Linked DNA regions of Homo sapiens: region 2 is linked to region 1. A link is an interaction called in ENCODE POLR2A ChIA-PET data of the cell type or tissue named here. Cell type or tissue: GM12878. All regions are shown on one strand. Each heading gives the region's core, and the rest is flanking DNA. Links, peaks and the distances in the headings are about the cores only. Region 1 overlaps NCOA3 (nuclear receptor coactivator 3). Region 2 overlaps NCOA3 (nuclear receptor coactivator 3).

Evidence for each region. Peaks named below come from ENCODE experiments on the same cell type or tissue, not always from the same donor. Only the 100,000 strongest peaks of a DNase experiment are listed, where the experiment ranks them.
Region 2: POLR2A ChIA-PET joins it to region 1 with 6 read pairs; 19 of 35 experiments call an interaction of 5 or more read pairs at or near these places.

What each region holds. Positions count from the first base shown.
Region 1 is chr20:47,583,642-47,586,560 of GRCh38, forward strand. The region is part of intron 2 of NCOA3 (nuclear receptor coactivator 3); the gene reads left to right. Among named protein-coding and RNA genes, the nearest start is that of NCOA3, 83 kb to the left of the region's middle. In GM12878, for the core only: no CTCF peak of the experiment used is centred there; no DNase peak of the experiment used is centred there; H3K27ac peaks cover 1,178 bases.
Region 2 is chr20:47,513,419-47,516,337 of GRCh38, forward strand. The region is part of intron 1 of NCOA3 (nuclear receptor coactivator 3); the gene reads left to right. Among named protein-coding and RNA genes, the nearest start is that of NCOA3, 13 kb to the left of the region's middle. In GM12878, for the core only: no CTCF peak of the experiment used is centred there; no DNase peak of the experiment used is centred there.

The DNA.
Region 1 (2,919 bases), core at 124-2,623:
TAGAGAAAATAAAATGTTATTAAGAAAATTATGGCCAAGTGCAGTGACTCATGTTTATAATCCTAGCACTTTGAGAGGCTGAGGTGGTTAGATCACCTGAGTCCAGGAGTTTGAGAACAGTCTGGGCAACAGAGCGAAACCCCATCTCTACAGAGAATGCAAAAACTAGCCAGACATAGTGGCCTGTGCCTTAGTCCCTAGCACTAGAGACACTGAGGTGGGAGGATTGCCTGTGCCCATGAGGTTGAGGCTGCGCCTCAGCTGTGATTGTGCCACTGCACTCTAGCCTGGGCAACAGAATGAAACCCTGTCTCCAAAAAGAAAAAAAAGAAATAGAAAAAAGGAGAAAATTTTAAGGAGGCTGGACATGGTGGCTCACTCATATGCTCACAACTATGATCCTAGCACTTTGGGGATTGGAGGTGGGAGGATCACTTGAGGCCAGGAGTTGGAGACCAGCCTAAACAACACAGTAACACCCCCAGTTCTACAAAACACACAAAAAATTAGCTAGCAAGGTGGTGTGCGCTTGTAGTCCTAGCTGCTTGGGAGGCTGAGGTGGGAGATTGCTTGATCTCAGGAGTTTGAAGCTGCAGTGAGCTATGACTGCACCACTACACTTCAGCATGGGCAACAGTATGAAACCTTGTCTCTAGAAAATAAGTAAATAAATAAATAATTAAAAAGGAAAGACATGGCCGGATGCGGTGGCGCATGCCTGTAATCCCAGCACTTTGGGAGGCCAAGGTGGGTGGATCACCTGAGGTTAGGAGTTTGAGACCAGCCTGGCCAATGTGGTGAAGCTCCGTCTCTACTAAAAATACAAAAATTAGCCGGGCATAGTGGCGTGTGCCTGTAATCCCAGCTACTCGAAAAGCTGAGGCAGGAAAATCACTTGAACCTTGGAGGTGGAGGTTGTAGTGAGCTGAGATCATGCTACAGCACTCCAGCCTGGGCAACAGAGTGAGACTTCATCTCAAAAAAAAAAAAAAAAGTCATAAGGAAGAGAAAATATACATATTATTCATTAAGTGGATCATCATAAAGGTCTTCATTCTTTTCGTGAGGTTGAGTAGGCTTGAGGAGGAGAAAGAAGAGGAAATGTTGGTCCTACTGTCTTAGGCATGGCAGAAATAGAGAAAAATCTGCGTATAACAGAACAAATGCAGTTCAAATGTGTTGTACAAGGGGTTATGGTATTCGTATATATGTATATACATACAAATACAAACATAATTTTGGGGGAAGAGAAGAAATTCCCCCTCCTTATGTGTGAATATTTTAATGGCATTTAGTCAAACATCTGAATTAGCCTAACTTACATTTGCTGTTTCACCTTGTGAAGACAAATTTCCCCAGATTGCTTGTGCTGGCAAATAACATTTCATCTAACCCCTTTCTTAACTTTTTTTTTTTTTTTTTTTTTTTTTGAGACAGACTCCCTCTGTCACCCAGGCTGGAGTGCAGTGGTGTGATCTCGGCTTACTGCAGCTTCTGCCTCCTGGATTCAAGCAATTCTCATGCCTCAGCCTCCCAAGTAGCTGGGATTACAGGCGTGCACGGCCACATCCGGCTAAGTTTTGTATTTTTGGTAGAGATGGGATTTCACCATGTTGGCCAGGCTGAAACTCCTGGCCTCAAGTGACGTGCCTGCCTTGGCCTAAAGTGCTGGGATTATAGGCGTGAGCCACTACGCCTGGCCCCTTTTCTTAACTTTTAATATTACATCAGAATAGGAAAAATGAGAATAGAAAAAGCTGTCTAGTTGCCGAGAAAACAATCATGCTTTGCTTAGCTAAATTTCTTTTGGTAATCCCATCATTCTCTTGGTTAGCTAGGTTTGAAATCTGAGTTGTCTTTGAATCCCACCGTACTCTGATTCATTTGGTAAGCAGGCTTTATCTGGCTTTCTATTTTCATGTGTCCTGTATTTGTTCCACTTTCTGTTCCTAATTTTAGCTTCCGAGGCCAAGACCCCATAATTTCATGAGGGTGTTTTTCCTTGTCTCTACTGCTTCCTTGTCCACTCACTTAAAATTTAGCTAGATTTTCCTAAATGTATACTTTTAGCCAAGCTTATGTTGTGCTCTAAGTTTTGTGCTACCTTTCCTTGGCTTACAGAAAGAAAAAGTACAAACTCCCTTCTCTGACATTTCAAATGGTACTTTATCTGAGAATCTATCCAAGTTACCAGCCTTAGGTCTTGCAATTTCCCTGTAAAATCCCTCAGTTAATTGTGATATATACCCATTCTTCTGAACATGGCAGAGAACTATCTCCACAGGTTTTTTTTTTTTTTTTTTGAGACAGAGTTTGTTACCCAGCTTGGAGTGCAATGGCGCGATCTTGTTTCACTGCAACCTCCACTTCCAGGGTCAAGTGATTCTCCTGCCTCAGCCTCCTGAGTAGCTGGGATTACAGGCACGCGCCACCCTGCCCGGCTAATTTTGTATTTTTAGTAGAGACGGGGTTTCACCATGTTGGCCAGGCTGGTCTTGAACTCCTGACCTTAGGTGATCTACCTGCCTCGGCCTCCCAAAGTGCTGGGGTTACAGGTGTGAACCACTGTGCTCGGCCAATTTTTTCTTTTTTAAATACCTTTTATTTGGAAGTATACATTTACAAAAGTTACAAAAATATAGTATAAAGAACATCTGGATATCCGTTATCCAGACTTACCCACTTGCTTATTTGTATTTGTGCTGTCCTACTCTCTTTTCTCTTTTTCTACCCACGTAAACACACACACAATTTTTTTTTTTAACCATTTGAGGGTGAGTTACATATGTTATGCTTCTTTCCCCTAATACTTCTGTTGTATTCCTACAGATAGGGTCATTCTCTTATATAACCATGGTACAGTTAATAACTTCATAAATGGACATCGATGAAATCTATCGCCCATATTCCAGTTTTGTC
Region 2 (2,919 bases), core at 332-2,831, 70 kb before region 1:
TATTAGAAATTTCTAAGCAACTATTAGCCGGGCGAGGCGGCTCAAGCCTGTAACCTCAGCACTTTGGGAGGCTGAGGCAAGCAGATCATTCAAGGCCAGGAGTTTGAGACCAGCCTGGCCAACATGGCAAAATGCGGTTTCTACTAAAAATACAAAAATTAGCTGGGCGTGGTGACACACACCTATAATCCCAGCTACTCAGGAGGCTGAAACATGAGACTCACTTGAATCCAGGAGGCAAAGGTTGCAGTGAGCCAAGATCGCGCCACTACACTCCAGCCCGATGGAGCAAGACTCTGTCTCAAAAAAAAAAAAAAAAAAAAAAAAAATTATAAGCAACTGTAAATCAAACTGATATGAATCCTTCCCCAAGATCATTTTTAAAGTATGTACAGTGCAAAGCAGGGCTCTTGAGTGCCAGTTACTTAGGTGTGTTCATTTTATAACAATTTAGCAAGCTGTACTTGTGCCCTTCCATAAATATATTATACATCAATTTAAAGTTTGCCAAAAATATAGGCGAAATGCTTAAACTTAAAAACTTTAAACTATATGCATGTATATGTACCTAGACTAGGGTAACAATGGTTCCAGGGCAGGGAAGGAGGCAGCTAAGAAAGGACGGCCACTGTATACCCTCTGATAACTTTTAAATTGATCTGATGTGTACCTGTAATTTATTTCAAAAAGTATTTTCTTAACTGAGACCATTTGCAACTCTCTTTAAGTCAACATTTTCTTTTTTTTTTCTAGTATCAGAAGATTTTATTTTTTTACTTTTATTTTTTTGAATTTTTTTTTTAATTTATCAACATTTTCTTAATATAGAAATAAAGTAGAGGCAGAGATGGATTTAGGTCCATAACAGTTCTTCATAACCCAATTTCAAATTTTCTACATATCACAACAGTCTCATTCTCACTACTTTTATAACTGAAAAAACAGTATAAATTTCAAAAATAAACTTGTAACAAATCTTTTTTTATTTTTTTTGAGACGGTCTCTGTTGCCCAGGCTGCAGTGCAGTGGTACAATCTTGACTCACTGAAATCTCCACCTCCCAGGTTCAAGCGATTCTCATGTCTCAGCCTCTGGAGTAGCTGGGTGTATAGGCATGTGCCATCATTCCCACCTAATTTTTTTTTTGTATTTTTGGTAGAGATTGGGTTTCACCATGTTGGCCTGGCTGGTCTCAAATTCCTGCCCTCAAGTGATCTGGCCCACCTCGGCCTCCCAAAGTGCTGGGATCACAGGTGTGCTGTTTTTTTGTTTGTTTGTTTTGTTTTGTTTTTTGCTTTTTTTTTTTTTTTTTTTTTGAGACAGAGTCTTGCTCTGTCACCCAGGCTAAAGAGCAGTGGTGCAATCTCAGCTCACTGCAACCTCCGCCTCCAGAGTAGCTGGGATTACAGGTGCCTGCCACTATGCCTGGCTAATTTTTGTATTTTTAGCAGAGACAGAGTTTTGCCATGTTGGCCAGGCTGGTCTTGAACTCGTGACTTTAGGTGATGCACTTGCCTCAGCCTCCCAAAGTGCTGGGATTACAGGCATGAGCCACCACACCCAGCCTCTTGTATTTTAAATAGTGTTTTGTATAAGATTTCATTTGTGTTAAAAAAAAAAAATTCTACAGCAAAAGAGGTTTGAAAAACCGGGACTATGAATGATATAATGTATATTAAGCATTTAACACTGCCCAGGGACAGACACACAAATAGTAACTTTTAATAGCTATATATATATATTTAAAAAAAATTTTTTTTTTTGAGATGGAGTCTCGCTCTGTTGCCCACCTGGAGTGCAGTGGCACGATCTCCGCTCACCACAACCTCCGCCTCCTGAGTTCAAACAATTCTCCTGCCTCAGCCTCCCCAGTAGCTGGGACTACAGGCGCGCACCACCATGCCTGGTTAATTTTGGTATTTTTAGTAGAGATGGGGTTTCACTGTCTTAGTCTTGAACTCCTGATGTCGTGATCCACCCCCCTCGGCCTCCCAAAGTCCAAAGTGCTGGAAATACAGGCATGAGCCACCACACCCGAGCTTTTTCTTTCTTTCTTTTTTTTTTTTTTTTTTCTTTTTTTTAAGACAGGTCACTGGGTCACTCTGTTACCCAGGCTGGGGTACAGTGGCATGATCTCGGCTCACTGCAGTCTGCCTTCTGGGTTTAAGCGATTCTTATGCCTCAGCGTACTGAGTAGCTGGGACTAGAGGCATGCACCACCACTCCCAGCTAATTTTTTATTTTTTAGTAGAGACGGGATTTCACTATGTTGGCTGGTCTTGAACTTCTGGCCTCAAGTGGTCCGCCCACCTCAGCTTCCCAATGTGTTAGGATTACAGGCGTGAGCCACTGCCCTCAGCCTTAATACCAATATTATCATCAATCAATAAGTGGTAGCTTTTCTGTGGTATATCCAGACAATGGCATATTATTCAGTACTAAAAAGAAATGTGCTATCAATTCATGAAGAGATGTGAAGAAAACTTTAAGTTTTCACTTAGTGAAAGAAGCCAATTTGGAAAGGCCACATACTGTGTGATTCTAACTATGTGACATCTTAGAAAAGGCAAAATTTTGGAAACACTAGAAAGATCAGTGGTTGCCAGGAGTTAGTGGGGAGGAAAGAATGAGTAGACAGAGCACAGTACTCAGGGTAGTGAAACTACTCTGTATGATAGATACTATAATGGTAGATACATGTTGTTATAAATTGTTCCAAACTCATAAAATGCACGATACCAGGAGTAAACTCTAATGTGAACTACACACTCTGGATGATAATGATGCCTCAGTGTAGGTACAAATGTATCAAGATGGTGGGGGGATGGTGATAGGGGAGGCTACACATGGGTTTGGGCAGGAGGTATATGGCAAATCTCTGTATCTTCTGTTCAATATTGCTGTGAACCTAAAACGCCT